2 separate regions of the Homo sapiens genome follow, and region 2 is linked to region 1. A link is a loop called in an ENCODE intact Hi-C map of the cell type or tissue named here. Cell type or tissue: PC-9. All regions are shown on one strand.

Evidence for each region. Hi-C counts contacts between places; a loop is a spot of excess contacts. Peaks named below come from ENCODE experiments on the same cell type or tissue, not always from the same donor. Only the 100,000 strongest peaks of a DNase experiment are listed, where the experiment ranks them.
Region 2: a loop joins it to region 1, with 6 times the contacts of the local background. A loop is called at or near these places in 4 of 110 quality-filtered maps.

What each region holds. Positions count from the first base shown.
Region 1 is chr3:59,814,569-59,822,568 of GRCh38, reverse strand. All of the region lies in intron 8 of FHIT (fragile histidine triad diadenosine triphosphatase), which reads left to right. Among named protein-coding and RNA genes, the nearest start is that of CFAP20DC-DT, 730 kb to the right of the region's middle. RefSeq lists an enhancer at 3,438-4,637. In PC-9, no CTCF peak of the experiment used is centred here; DNase peaks (open chromatin) are centred at 1,908, 3,798, 4,338 and 6,028; H3K4me3 peaks cover 1,446 bases; H3K27ac peaks cover 6,816 bases.
Region 2 is chr3:59,323,549-59,331,548 of GRCh38, reverse strand. The region is part of intron 4 of CFAP20DC-DT (CFAP20DC divergent transcript); the gene reads right to left. Among named protein-coding and RNA genes, the nearest start is that of CFAP20DC-DT, 240 kb to the right of the region's middle. In PC-9, no CTCF peak of the experiment used is centred here; a DNase peak (open chromatin) is centred at 4,088; H3K27ac peaks cover 358 bases.

The DNA of each region.
Region 1 (8,000 bases):
AAAAAATGCTCGATATCACTAATGATCAGGGAAATGCAAATCAAAACCACAATATGATACTACCTTACTCCTGCAAGAATGGCCATGATAAAAAAAAATCAGAAAGTAATAGATGTTGGCGTGGATGCTGTGAAAAGGGAACACCTCTACACTGCTGATGGGAATGGAAACTAGTATAACCACTATGGAAAACAGTGTGGAAATTCCTTAAAGAACTAAAAATGGAACTACCATTTGATCCAGCAGTCCCACTGCTGGGTATCTACCCAGAGGAAAAGAAGTCATTATACAAAAAAGGTACTTGCACACACATGTTCATAGCAGCACAATTCACAATTGCAAAAATATGGACAGCCCAAATGCCCATCAGTCAACAAGTGGATAAAGAAATTGTGGTATATGTATACAATGGAATACTGCTTGGCTATAAAAAGGAACAAATTAATGGCATTCACAGCAACCTGGATGGAACTGGGGACTATTATTCTAAGTGAAGTAACTCAGGAATAGAAAACCAAACATTGTATGTTCTCAGTCATATGTGGGAGCTAAGCTATGAGGATGCAAAGGCATAAGAATAATACAATGGACTTTGGAGACTCGGGGGAAAGCATTGGTGGGGGTGAGGGATAAAAGACTCAAATTGGGTTCAGTGTATACTGTTCAGGTGTTGGGTGCACCAAAATCTCACAAATCACCACTGAAGAACTTGCTCATGTAACCGAATACCACTTGTTCCCCCAAAAACCTATGGAAATAAAAAAATTAAAAATAAATATATCACTAAATGCAGATCATTTATATATTTTTTTTAAAAAAAAACTCTAAGAACCAGGAGCAGAAGGAAACAGTTGTAATCTTGGCACTAGATGCTTTGGTGGCTGGCACATGGTGGGGCATCAGCAGGACTGGTTGAATGGCTGCTGGGTAAGCACTGGTATTGAATGCTGCACTGGTAAGCCAGTCTTGTTTACACTACCAGGCACTGTTGGAGCAACTGAGGGAGAACTCTGCAAGGCAGAGGTGATTCCAGTTAGCATCCCATCTGCTCTGTGAGAGAATCATATTGCATTTCCCAGGGGGTGGGTTTGAGGAAACCACATGAAGAGGCAAAACTGCAGCTGTCTCCTTGCAGATAATGGGTGTGGAGTGTTTTCTATGGAAGCCACCACAGGACACTGACAAGAGGCACCAAATCCTCAGAGCACTCTTTACCCCGACATGAGCCCAACAAAGACCTCTTATAAAAGCCAACATCAGTTGCTTCTGCTTTCACAAATATTATCATGTTTGTTTTCTTCTACTCTTCTGATTGCTCCTTCTCAGGTTTATTCCTTTGCCAGTCCTTTAACTGTTGGGGTTTCTCAGAATTTCTTCCTCAAATATCTTGCCTCTATGTTTTTCCCTCTTTGGTCTGGTCTGCTCACCTGAAACCTGCTCTCATCTCCAAGATGGTGGCGCTCAAGCTTGACCTCCAGCCCCACCTCTCTCCTGAATATTAGACTCATATTTCCAACTGCTTCCTGGACACCTTTATCTGCACTTTGAATTCAGAAAGTCCCTAATTCGAATCTTACTCACCTTCCCATAAACATCTTCTTTCCTTTCATGACACTCATCTTGGTTAATGACAATCACCCAAGCCTCCAAGTTGGAAATATGAAACTGGTAACTTCTGTTTCTCATACTTTTATCCATTCAGTCAGTCACAACTTCTGTGCTTCTGCCTGTGTTGTGTCTCGCACATTGTTCTTTTCTCTTGCCCTGACTCAGACCCCCATCACCACCACCACTCTAAATTGTCTTCCTTCCCCACCCTCTGTGTGACCATAGGGATCTTTCCAAAGCAGAGGTCTGCAAACATTTGCAAGGTACCCAGTGACAAATATGTTAGGCTTTGTGAGTCATGAGATCTCTGTTGAAACTACTCAGCTCTGCCACTTTAGCACTAAAGCAGCCAAAGACAATATATAAACAAACGAGCATTGCTGTGTTCCAATAAAACTTTATTTATAATAATAGGTGGCAGGTCTGATTTGGTTCATGGGATGTAGTTTGTCCCATCCTGTTCTAAATCGTGAGACATTTTTCTCACCTACACATCAGTAACTCTTCTTTGCTAAGGGTAGCCAATCTTAGCCCTAGCTTTGAATCAGAATCACCATGGTGCCCTGGGGCCTAGGCATGTGTAAGTTGTTGTAGTACCTGGTACTAAGTTGTTCACTGTACATGCCCACTGGTCTGACAGCTGAGGATATGTTGGCCCAAAGAGGATGATCATTTGCCGAAGATTACCTGGACATTAGTAGTATTGTTGGACTAAAATCCAAGTCCTGGGTTCTTTGTACTTCTCTAGGCTAGATTAGCTAGTAAATGTTGAAAATGAAACCTTGGTTCTCAGCAAATTAACAGGCAAGGTATATATTCATTGTCTTAGTCCATTCCTGTTTCTACAATAAAATACCTTAGCCTGGGTAATTTAAAAAAGAAGTTTATTAGTCATAGTTCTGGAGCCTGGGAAGTCCAAGATCAAGGTGCCAGCGGATTGGGTTTCTGGTGAGGGCTTGCCCTCTGCTTCTGGCATGGAGTCTTCTTGTTGTGTCCTCACAGGAAGAAAGAGACAAACACTGTGTCCTCACATGGTGGAAGGGAGAAGGGACCAGAGTGCTTGCTTCAGTGTCTTTTATATAGGCACTAAGTCCATTCATGAGGGTAGAGCCCCCATGTCTTAATCACTTCCCCAAAGGCTCCTCTTAATACTGTCACATTGGGTCTTAAGTTCCAACATGAATTTTGAAGAGATACATTCAGACCGTAGCATCCATTAATAGAGGAATAGGTAAATAAATTATGAGGCATCTGTTCTATGGTATGATTCCATTTGTATAATGATGGTAACAACAAAAACAAGACATATGACTATGTATTTAGATGTGTGCAAATATACAGAAAAATGTCTGGAAGAACACGAGCCTGTCTGCTAATACGGCTACCTCCAGGGAGGGGACCAGGACTGGAGCAGGGTGGTCAAAGAGGTTATATTCTTATTTCTATTTTAACATTTTTCCTATACAAATAATTTCTAAAAATTAAATTTTTTTTCAAGAAAAAGAAAAATAGGGATATAGCACTGGTAATTGTCTCCACAAAGCAATATGAAGTACAGACAAACATATTGTCTCACGGAAAATAACTGAGAGACACAGTTGCTAAGATCAGGAATTTGTGGGACCTAATTTGGTCCAAACTAGGCAAGAACCTCGAGAAATTGGTATGTAATTTAGGTTTGTGTTACAGAAAAGAATTGGCAAAGACCATAAGAGCATAATGCTTTCCACAGTTAAATGTGAGCAACCTCCCCAAATCCAGAACTGTAAGAAAAGAACGGTTTCTTTGCTAACCCAGTAGGCCATATTGTTAACAGAAGTTGTATCCGATAAAAGATCTATGTTTAAACTATAAGATGCAACAGGAAAAAAGAAACACAGCATATGGAACTGTTTCTACACCACTTCAAGTCAACAGAGACAATATTTTAAAAATAACCAGGAGAATTCTCCAGGATGTTTCTTTTTATCTCTCTTCTCTGCATTGCGATTTTTACTGACTCTGACACAGAGTAGTCATTGCAAAAAATAAGAAGCCGAGGGCTAGTGTCATATCCATGCTGAAGAGGTGTTTAGTTTCTTTCATCAAGGGGCAGCTGGGAAGGAAAGCATTTCTGTGTGCCTTTGCCTTGGGGAAGACCTGTCTCCTAAGAACTCTGTGCATGTGATCTGCGCTGTTGAAGGAGAAATGGGTGAGCAGAAGTGACCGCACCCTGTAACTTCCTGTGTCCAGGAGAGCTGGCAGTCGGCCCGGTCTTCTGAGACATCCAGTAAAAATGAATCCCAGTTACATCTGCGGTGCTCACAGAAATAGATCTGCTGTATCTAATAAAAGCAAATGTTACTTTTTGTAAAGGGCTGCCGGGTCACATTCGGAATGGTAAACAAGTCCCCCAAAAAACTTATTTTTGAGGTAGAGACTGTGTAGATCACATTTTACCTCCTGGACTATTATTTACGTGTATCTTACTGTAAATGACTCAGGATTAAGGAGAAAAAAACACCATCTTCCTTTGAAGAGAAAGAAGGGAAGCTGGTGTTTCTAGCAGTCTCTGCGAAAGGTAGAGATTCCTTCCACATCCGTGAATTAACCCCACTTAGGAGTGGGCACCCTGCTATATTTCCATTCCCAAACCTTGCACACGCTGTGTTCTCGGGGAGGCTGAACAAGCTGTGGGTCTGAATTGCGTGTCTGGCTTGCACAGCCCCACGTGGGCCGAGGGGAGGTGGGCTGATTCATAATGAATGCTCCGGGTACTTAGAGTAGGGCAGAGTGCAGGGGACTGTTATTCTGCTTTGAAGTTTTCTGCCTCCCTCTTTGGAATGGATCAAAGGCCTCCTTTTTTTTTCTTTTTAGAATTCCTATAAGCTCTTAATACAGTGCTCTCCTCTCAGTTCCCCTCCTCTTCTATTGCAAATTCCTTTCCCACCAGCCTCAGAACCAGAAGTTGTGGGTGTCCACACAGTGGTCTCTATAGTTTCTCCCTCCCTTCCTCTCTTTCTTCCCCCCAGCCTCTCGTCCTTTGTTTTATCTTTCCTTTCTTTCTTTCTTTGGAGTGCCCCTGAAGCTCTCAGCCTCAGCTTAAGGAAAACAGCTAGTGGATCTCTGAAAGTGTTCTGCAGCTCATTTCTTGCTAGCAAAACAAGAAATATGAGAATGTTTTTTCTTCCCTTTTTTTAAAGAAGGAATCTGGATTGGAGAGATAACTGTTGTGAATAAAACAGGTGAAACTGACTTGACTAGTTGCTTTGGAAGCCGAAACGAATGTGAAACAAAGCTCTTCTGTGCCTTTAAAAGGCTGGAGGATGGTTTCTGAACTATTCCTATTGTAGCTTCTGAATTTGTTCTTCTTTTTCTTTTTTCTTTTCTTTCTTTCTTTCTTTTTTTTTTTTTTTTTTAGTGACGGGTGTTGCTCTGTCTCCCAGGGTGGAGTACAGTGGCACGATCAGAACTCATTATGCAGCCCCGACCTCCCGGCCTCAAGTGATCCTGCCTCAGCCTCCCTGATGTCATAGCCACAGCACAGGAAATCATACTAAAAGTGGTCCTCCTGTGCAATGCCAAGGGACAGTTCCACACACCCGTTTGGTGGATAGTCTTACATCCCAGATGGCTCTTGTTCCAACTGGTAATAACATGTAACATGTGAGCATGTTCTTTTGCCAATTGATTTTCTTCTGATCTTAGCAAATAACCTATCTGGGATAGCAAACCTGAGAAACAGGTACACTAACAACACACACAAACATTAAAATTACATTAAAATCTTAAAGCCTTAAGGCAACTAGTTTTTAGAAAACAGAGGATCTTATAGATGGTAATTTAGAAACTTAATGCAAAAACACCATCTGCTAAACCTCCTATCTACGAAGACGCTGGGGTCTGCGGAGAGCACAGCCTGTATCTGGAGTTAGCTCCATCTGCTTCTACCTGCTCCCTGGGAATCTTCTTCACTGAACAAAGGTCCACTTTTGTTTAGGTCCCACGAGTTTATACTGGTCTAGATCAAGATGCTATTCAAGAGTCTGTCCATCCCACCCTGGGTCTCTTGCTTAAGTCTCAGTCACTTCATTTGGAATATGCTGATTTTCTGAAGATCTCCAGAGGATTCATTCAGCAAATGTTTCCTGAGCATAAGACAATTTGCCATATCCTGAAGGGGACGTAAATGTGAGAAAAACAGGGAGTATGGTTCAAGAGAGGGGATAAGATCGTTCAAGGAGAGCAAAGTTGACATGGTGAGAGGGGTACAAAGACTGTGGAACTTTAGGGAATAGAAATCTCTCAGTTGATCTGGTAGGATAGGACTTGATTGTCTCTGCTCCTACCTTCTATTGTGAGTTCATGCTCCACTTTCCTGCTCCCTGAGCACCTATCACTGTCTGCAAACAATATGCACTTAGGTCATCCCAGATGGCTCTCATTCCCACTAGTAATGACAGGTAAGCATGACTCAGGATTCTCTGTCACACCTTTCCTGGGACCTCACAGCATCACATGGAATGTTCCTTCTTTTATCTCCAATCATGCCAAGGAAGAAATCCACAGTATTATAAACCCAAACTCACTGTGATTGTTGTTATTATTGTTTGTTTAAATTTTTAATGAACGCAAAAAGTCCACATCTAATTGGCAAAAATCATATTGAAGATGACATATGTGATGATAACTGAGTGTACACTGTGTGCCAGGTGTCACATATCATTCCATGGAATCCTCCCAACAAGCCCAAGAGCAAGGATCACTGTCCCCATTTACATAGAGGAACTTGAGGCACAGAAGAACTCACCAGCTTGCCCACAGTCTCACAGTTATTCAGTCTTGGCTGTCACTCTCTGTGAGACACAGCCTCCCAGATCCAGGACTTGCAGAAACCCTGGGCAGGCCTTTCTTTGTAGTTTTTGTCAGGTAAGACATGCCAAGTGGGCAAGTGGGTTTTTTTGCTTCATGACAACAACCAGAAATGGCAAAACATTTTCTGTTATGCTTTGAAGAGAATTCCATACTTTTTCTTGGAATTCACTTTCCTTATTATTTCTGCTTGGCTCTAGCTGATTTAAATTTTTTTTTTATTTCTATAGGTTATTGGGGAACAGGCAGTATTTGGTTACATGAATAAGTTCTTTAGTGGTGATTTGTGAGATTTTGGTGCACACACCACCCAAGTAGTGTACACTGTACCCGATGTGTAGTCTTTCATCCCTCACCCCCCTCCCACTCTTTTCCCTTGAGTCCCCAGAGTCCACTGTGTCATTTTTATGCCTTTGTGTCTTCATAGCTTAGCTCCCACTTATAAGTGAGGACATACAGTGTTCGGTTTTTCATTCCTGAGTTACTTCACTTAGAACAATAGTCTCCAATCTCATCCAGGTTGCTGCGAATGCCATTAATTCATTCATTCCTTTTTATGGCTGAGTAGTAGTCCATTGTATATATATATACCACAATTTCTTTATCCACTTATTGACTGATAGACATTTGGGTTGATTCCACATTTTTGCAATTGCGAATTATTCTGCTATAAACATGTGTGTGCAAGTATTTTTTTTCATATAATGACATCTTTTCCTCTAGGTAGATACCCAGCAGTGGGATTGCTGGATCAAATGGTAATTCCCCTTTTAGTTATTTAAGGAATCTCCACACTGTTTTCCATAGTGGTTGTACTAGTTGACATTCCCACCAGGCTATAGATGATTTTATAAAGGCTACATTCCCTTTCCTTCCATAGTGGCCTGGGCTGCAGCTCCAGGCCAAAGCTGAAGTTAAAAAAACAAAAAACAGACAGACAAGACCTCATTCCCAGGCAGCCAGCAAAGCAGGTAACAGATGTGGATCTAGGGATGGGCCAACTCTTAATTTCCATTATGCTCAATCCAGGTTCTCCGAAGCAGGTGAAGTGATGTAATCCATGTGATATACTAAGCACAATATTCACACATGGTAAGTGTACAATCAGTATCACCCATTTCTATGAATAGTGTGGCTTTATGCTCATGAGCTGGAATGTGTACTCATGACTGTTAAGGGATTTGCTCCTTCACTCTGCAGTGCAATGATCTTATATTTTTTTTCATATTTATTCCCCCACTGCATGGTAGCCTTTGTGAGAACAGGAGGACAAGCAGAGTCAGCAAAGGGAACTACACAAGAAAAGGCAATTTCCAGTAGAAGAAAGTCCAAAGGGAAAGGGCCTCTATATTGGGAGCTCCATGAGAGAGGGACTGTCTTTTCAAGCTCCTAGCACAGGCCGGATGCTCTATAAATACTGAAGGATAATAGGGGAGAAATATTATGTTTAAAAGCTGTGTGGCCTAGGAAAGAAATAGGACCTATGTGGGGACAAGGGATGGAGTCCACTTGGTCCTCCACTCCTAATTATAAAGGGTCTC
Region 2 (8,000 bases), 490 kb after region 1:
ATAGTAGACCACATGTCCAAATATTTGGCTTTTAGCCATAAAGGAAGCCCCCAAATTTCAAATAGTGCATATGTCAGAGTCAGATGGGCTGTGGTTCTCTCTGGGGTATCATGTGATACCCCATTTAATGCAACATATGAACAAAGGGGTCTGGGAGCCTGCATCCCCCGAAAATTATTTTATTAAATGATTATCAGGAAATCCATCACTTTAGTCTGTAAATAACTGACATGTACAGTAATGTGGCTGTCACATTGTATTTGCTACTACTCAACTGGAAGAAAAGGAAAATGCAAAAGTGTAAAAACAAGTCCATAAATATCTCCAAAGAGACTACTGCAAATTTAATTAACTGAGCAATTGAGTCTGACTTCTTTAAATTTAGATCTGAAATATGAGGTATTCTTCCAGAGCATTATATTCTTGTTAGATGGGTCAGGGGAGGGGAGTGAGGGAGAAAAAACAAAACAAAATCTCCAATAAATTTTAGCTCAGTAATGTTTTGTTATTAAGAAGAGACTAAAAGGAAGAATCATTTGTCCCTTATAATCAGCAGTACATACTAGAAAAATTGCACCCCAATGGGTCTATTTTTCCACAAGAAATAGGACACTATTCTCAGTAAATAATTCTACTACATTTTAGAAACATGATCCTACTAAATGTAAAGCAACTCAATCTGACTTCTCTAAGACAGACTAAGACATGGCCCCACCCTCCAAGGCCCAAAGTCTAGAGAAAGATCTAGATGTGTTTGTGAATCGCTAGGTAGAGTGAATCCCCATGGTAGAGGCACAGGTTCAATGAAGAGAACAGGACCAAGAGAGGATCTTTAATCATCAGGCCACAATATAGAAGTGGTCAGGGACACTGAGTTGAAGAGGTTCTCATACAAGATGCACCCTCTGCAGCATCTTACTCCACACAGAAGCATGTCATGTCAAGCCACCAATGCCACAATGGGCTCAGCTAGACCTGGGTCCCACCAACAGACAGCAGGCGAGGCAGGCCTGTCTTCTCTCCTGCAGGCAGCAAGTTGGCTGTGTGAACTAGGAGTCAGCTTTGCAGGCCCAAGTCTTCTCTCCCTCCCCTTTCTTCCTTTTTCCTCCTCCCCTTCCTTTCCATCTAGCCTACTTTTCTTGCCTTTCTCCTTCTCCTTTCTCCTCTTTCCCTTTCTTCTTCCCTCCCTCCATTCCTTCTACCTCCTTTTCTTCCATCTTCCTTTTTTCCTCTTCCCCCCTTCTGCCTCCCTTCTTATTTCTTCTGGCTCTGATCCCCACACACCCATTCACTGTCTCTCCTCTCTCTCTCGCCAACACACCCAACAAACACACCATACAACATTTATATTTGGGGTGGTTTAGGAGTTCCACATTTGACTTCTGCCTACATGTCTTCTCAATACAGCTTCCACCACAGTCTTAGACTGGGGTGGGAAGGGTTTCAAGGAACTAACACAGAATGCTACAACAGATGCAATATTTGCTTCCCAGGTGGCTGGCAAATGGTGTTTGCTCCACTGGGGGTACAAGGGAGCACCAAACCCCTCACTGAAGAATTTCACATGAGCTGATCCAACCGGAAACCATGTTATAGATGAGCTAAGATTTGAGCTGGGCTTTGAATACAGCATAAACAATTTTGTATCTGGAGAAATGAGCACCTGATGTGAACGTGGGAAAGGCCCATATTGTCACCGCATCTCTGCCCTCCTGAAGCAGCCAGACGTTAAAATCAGAGACATCTTCAAATACGCTCTATACTACTTGAAGCCACCCAATAAGTTCTTCATCCTTGAGCCCTGTATATATTTCAGGCTGGAGGACTCAGAAGCAGTGCCAAGAACGTATTTATTCCTAGAGAACTTGGGCCAATATTGTCATAGTAATCGTGGAAATTATGACAAAATTTGGATATTTCACAATCAAGTACGTATCACCTGGGTCCAAGAGGCCTCTGCACCCTTCCAAATGGGATAATTTGAACACCTCCTTTAAGCATCTCAGTGATGTCTGTGTCAGTCTCATGCCTCTAGGAATTTCTTTGCGGCTTGTGATCACAATTTGGAACAGTGGCAAGGGATGGCACCATCAACTTGTTGATAGTACTCAGCAACTGAGAGTGTGTGAAGAGGAAGAGGGCAAGCACTTGCAGAGCTCTCACTGTGTGCAGACACTAGATATTTTCAGTGTCAACCTTAGAAAAACTCTACAGTTAGGCACAGTTAGTATTCTCCCTTTATGGGCCAGGAAACAAAAGGACAGACTACTTTGCTCCTTCTATCACTCAACCAATGAGTGTAAAGTAAAACAGCAGGTCTGTGAGATCTTTGGTTCTTTCACTGCTATATTCCAAGCATCTGCATGGTGCCTGGCATATAGTAAATGCTCAGTAAATACTCTGTGGATGGATGAGGTGGTAGGACTATGATAAGAACCCAGAAGTCTGGCCCCAGAGTCTGTGGCCTGGGCACACAATGTAATTTCTCTCTTCTCCTCTGTGTTTCCCCATCTTCTTCCTAGGTGGGTGCTTCTCAAGCTTTAGCCTGCATCAGAATCACCTGGTGGACTTGTTAAAGCACAGATTGCCAAGTCTACCCCAGAGTTCTGATAAGTAAGTAGGACTGGAGTGGAGCCTGAAACTTTACATCTCAAACACGCTCTCTGGTGATGCAGATGCTGCTGGTCCGGGGACCACACTTTGAGAACTTCTGCCCTGGGCCATAAACCCCATGTTTTTGTACCAGCCACCTTTCCCTTTTTCCACCACAGAATGCCCATCCTGTTCATAAAGATGAGAGTATGAAAGAATAACTGAAAATTGACCCATTTGCATTTCAGCAGAAGCAAACTCCAGTAGAAGCAGCGGTTGCTACAGATGTTGCTGGAGTTATAGAAAAGGCCATCATGTACAATTAGCAAACCAGGAATCAAGTCCTAGCACCTTTTTGCTTGAGCAGCATGGCCCTGAGCAAGTCAGTTGACCTTTCTGCTCCTCATTCTGTCAAATGGGCATGTGGATAACCCCTGCCTTGTCTACCTCCCAGGGCTGTTCTGAAAATTAAGGGATAAAATAGGGAAAACATTCTGTCCATGCTAACGGACTGGAGATCCGGTGCGTGTTATTATGCAGTTGGCTCATGAAGTCGTAATGTTGGTCTTGAAACTAGAATTAACTCTGGTGGGTGATGGGTGAGTTCAGAAGGAAGCATGAGCTCTCTTTATATACTGTAGAGCTGAAACAAAACGAAACAGCGAGATGTTTCCAAGTAGAACATGAAAATTAAAGCTGTATACTTCCAGATGAAATATACTTCATTATCACAGGCCAAACATAAAATAAATAGGGCAGAAATACAGCTATCTGTTCCCATAAAGAACAGGGAGGAAATTTGGGGAACAATTCCTGGGTAACTTTAAATGCCTCTTCTATCTTTTTACTGCAGAGCCATGAAGGACAGAAAATTATGACAAACTAATTATTATGATGGATGAGGAGCCAGTCCCTTCTGTTAGCTACACTGCTGGAGCAAAGAGCAGCTCCACAGCTCGCATACTTCAGTAGGCAAGATGCTCTCAATGATAATGGGCAATACAGATTAACAACATTAGGTTAAAACAGGATAATTACTCTTTTTCATTTTCTAGTTCTTTCCACGAACCTGGTCCTGCCTTACATTTTTCTGTTTCTTGCTTCCAAGCCGCTGTGTGTATCAGGCAGGCGCCTCTCTTGCTAATTAAAGGTGATGTTGTGCTTGCTTTTCCTGTGGTTTCCAACAGTGCGGGTCCAGGGACCAGGGACTGATAAAACCACTGCAAGGGAACCACCCTTTCCAGAAGCAGGATGAGGTCACAGGAGGACCAGGGATACAGAGCAAGCAAGCTCTGCAAAATGAATTCTGCTTTTCTTTCTTTTTTTAATGCATTCAGCAATCTGGTATGAGGGTGATGAGTGTAGAATCAAGAGGTGGGCCTTTTTTTTTTTTTTAACTTCTTCAGGAAGTAAATTCCAAACAGCCTTACATAATTAAGCAGCCATCCAGCTATGCAAAGGAATGAACTCGTTCACGCATGCATGCATTCATTCATGTATTAGTCAGTTAGTCATCACCAGTATCTGCTAAGTATCTACCCTAGGCCAGGCACTAAGCTGGACCCTGGGAATACAATGGTGAACAATACAAGTATAAGCCCTGCTATTCTACAAGGGAAGATCAAACAAAAATGGAATGTCAGATATGCAGAATAATTTCAACTTGTGATGAGGTGTTGTGAAGGAAAAAAACAAAGGACTGAGATGGTGATTGACAGTGGGGTCTACTTTAGCTAGAACACTCACAGAAGACACCTCTGAGAAACTGGGGAATTAGCTGAGACTTGCAGGAGAAAAACAAACTGAGCATTCAAAGGAGGGGAGACGAAAAAGCTAGGCAAGAAAGCAGCATCTGCAAAACAGAGAAACATGGGACACGCTTGGAAACCTGAAGGTCAATGTGGTTTGGGCCGAGTGAGGTAGGGAGGGGCAAGATGCAGCTGCAGAGATGCACCAGAACCATTTCAGGCAGGACCTCATGGGCTACTACAGGTGCAGGTGTGGGGTCTGGGTCTTATTCTAAGTAAAAAGCAACATATGGAAGAGTTTTCAGCAGGAGTATGATGTAATCTGTTTTCTCGGACATTTAGAGAATGAATGATCAAAGAGCATGCAGTGGAGGTGGGAAACCACTAGGGGCCAGTAGGCCAAATGATGGCGGTGGTGGTCATGAAGCTGGACGGAGGTAGGAAGATTGAAGGTCGAATTCAGAGATAGGACTGAGGGTACTTGCTGATGGATGGGATAGGGATGGGAGTCACAAAGAGAATCATGGATGATTGGGAGGCTGCTGGCTCAAGTGAATTGGTGATGGCAGCACCTTTTACGGCTATTGGCTAGGAACAGATTCCAGGGGAAGAAAATTAAATTCCAGGATAGAAATTTCTCACCGCCTTTGGAATTGCAGAAATTACTCAATGTTATAGCCTCATAGACCTGAGGCCACTCTCACACCCTATGAAATTGCATCCTGAAAAGCTACCTGGAAATGCAGTTTGTTGGCTGGTCCTAGGAAAGCCTACCATTCTGACTCATGAAGTCCCTCCACCAACAACTCAGCCATATTTCACAAGCATGTTACCCACATTGGTTTCAGGCCAGCAGCCTGACAACAACATGGAAAACACATAGCAAAATGCTGGGCCATATTTCCACCATAGAAACTGTATTAATGACAATTTCTAATATTTGTATCTCAATTTATAATTTACAATGCATTTAAGATCACACTTCTAAAACTTTACCTGGGCATCTTGTTAAATTACCTGGGCATTTTGTTAAATGGTGATTCTGCTTCAGTGGGTGATATGGTTTGGATCTGTGTCCTCACTCAAATCTCATGTCGAATTATAATCCCTAATGTTGGAGGAGAGGCCTGCTGTGAGGTAATTGGATCATGGGGGCGGACGTCCCCCTTGCCGTTCTAGTGATAGTAAGTAAATTCTCATAAGATCTGGTGTTTAAAAGTATGTAGTAAAGTATGTAGTACTTCTCCTTCTCCTCTCTCTCTCTTCCTCCTGCTCCTGCCATGTAAAAAAAGCCTGCTTCCCCTTTGCCTTCCACCATGGTTGTAAGTTTCCTGAGGCCTTCCCAACCATACTGCATGTACAGTCTGTGGAACCATAAGCCAATTAAACTTCTTTTCTTTATAAATTACCCAGGCTCAGGTTTTTTTTGTTTTTGTTTTTTATTGTTTGCTTGTTTGTTTGTTTTGAGACAGAGTCTCATTCTGTCACCCAGGCTGAAGTGCAGTGGCATGACATGAGCTCACTGCAACCTCCACCTCCCAGGTTCAAGCGATTCTCCTGCCTCAGGCTCCCAAGTAGCTGGGACCACAGGCATGTGCCACCACACCTGGCTAATTTTTGTATCTTTAGTAGAGACAGGGTTTCCCCATGTTGGCCAGGCTGGTCTCAAACTCCTGACCTCAAGTGATCCACCCACATCAGCCTTCAGGTATTTCTTTATAGCAGTGTTAGAATAATATAGTGGGTCCAGGGCGAGGACTAAGATTCTGCATTCCTAACAAGCCCCTGAGTGATGCCATTGATGATGCTTTGACTAGCAGGATTATAATATACATTTTCTCACTTGATCCTACAACAACCCTCAGGCAAGTGTAATCTCCATTTTACAAATGGAAAAACTAAGGCTTAGAGAGTTTTAAATTATACTTTGTCTAAACAAGGATCGACTAGTCCATAGGAGGTAGATCTAGATAAGAAATGTAGTTCACCAGTACCAGTTAGAAATAATTACAATCACAAAACTTGTGAAGCTGTATAGGTTTTAAGATTTATTTAATTAAATTGTCATTTGGCAAACAGGTAGAAGAAAGACACATTTAAGCCAGAAGTAATCAATGTATTTGCATGAGGATCAATACAGAAAAAAAAATTTGAGAATCACCGTACTTAACAGATATCTTTGTGTGTGTAATTTTATTCATTTTTAAATTGAGGTATAATTTACATACATTAAAGTGCACAGATCTAAAGTGTTCAGTTTTATTCATTTTTAATTGAGGTATAATTTACATACATTAAAATACACAGATATAAATTGTAACTCTCACCCGAAACAAGATACAGAACATGTCCATCATCCCAGAAAGTTCCATCCCATTCCTTTTCAGTTGATTCCTTGATTTCCATCAGATAAATGTATTCTTGAACTTCATATAATTGAAACTATGTTTCAATTGTGCCAGCTTCTTTTACTCAACATAATATTTAGAGGTTCATAACCATTATGTTTTATCAAGAAATATCCTATCGCTCACTGTACAATATCTGCAATTGTTCTTCACCATGATTTTTATGATTCCCAAACAATGTTTCCCACTGGGGTCTAAAGTTACAAAAATTACACATCTAGCAACCACTGAGCATTTGAATATAATAAAGTCTGGCTAAACTTTGCTGCCAAAACACTTTTGAAGCAAGTAGATTTTGTCTTTTGCTGACTGACCCTACAAGTTACCTAATTGCAAATTACGGATTTTCTCACAGAGCATTTTAACATTAAACATTCTACAACACGAAATTTTCTCAAGCAAGACTGAACAGCTATAGTGGAAACATCTTTAAGACAAAGAAATATTATTCATTCTACTTGCATTGAAACGTGATTTTTCTCAGCCTACTTTTTTATTCTTGGCAGCTGCCCTAGCAAAGGTCTAAATTTTATTGAGAAACACACACACACACACACACACACACACACACACACACACAGCCTCAAAGATCTCAGCCTCCTGACAGCAAACCCAAAAAACAGATGCTTCTCTGTCAGCCATACCTGGCCAGAGGATAATGAGGCACAGACCAGACCACAAGGTACTCAGTAGTATGGTCCATGCAGTTTGGCCCTCTCAGCACCCTAGTTTTTGCATCTCTGAGATGTAGGAGTTCCAGAAACTAGAATGCAGGCCATGCCTTGAAGGCTGCAACTTACACCTTTATGCCCCAGTCAACTCCTGGAACATCTTTCCTGCAAGAGTCGTGTGCTCCATTACACACACACACATGCGTGCAAACACACACACACATGCATGCAAACACACACACACACGCACACACACACACACCATGAGTGCTTAGTATCTGTAGAGAGTCAGCAGAGCCACCTGCATTTGACTCCTGCCATTTATCTGAAACAATCCTTGACTTCTGTCTTGCTGACTGCCAGCATCCATGTCAAGACCCATCACTTTGTTGACAGGGTTTAGTAGGAATTTTTGTTTTGGTAGGAGTTTTTGTTTTCACTTCAGTTTTTATTTTTTTGTCTCTGAAAGTAGATGGTGAAATCATATTTCTCTGTTAATCACATAAGCTGTTGGGGATAAACTGCTGTAGAAGCTAGTTCTGTCCTTTTGAAGAATTTTAGGAAGTAGCACATTTTAAATT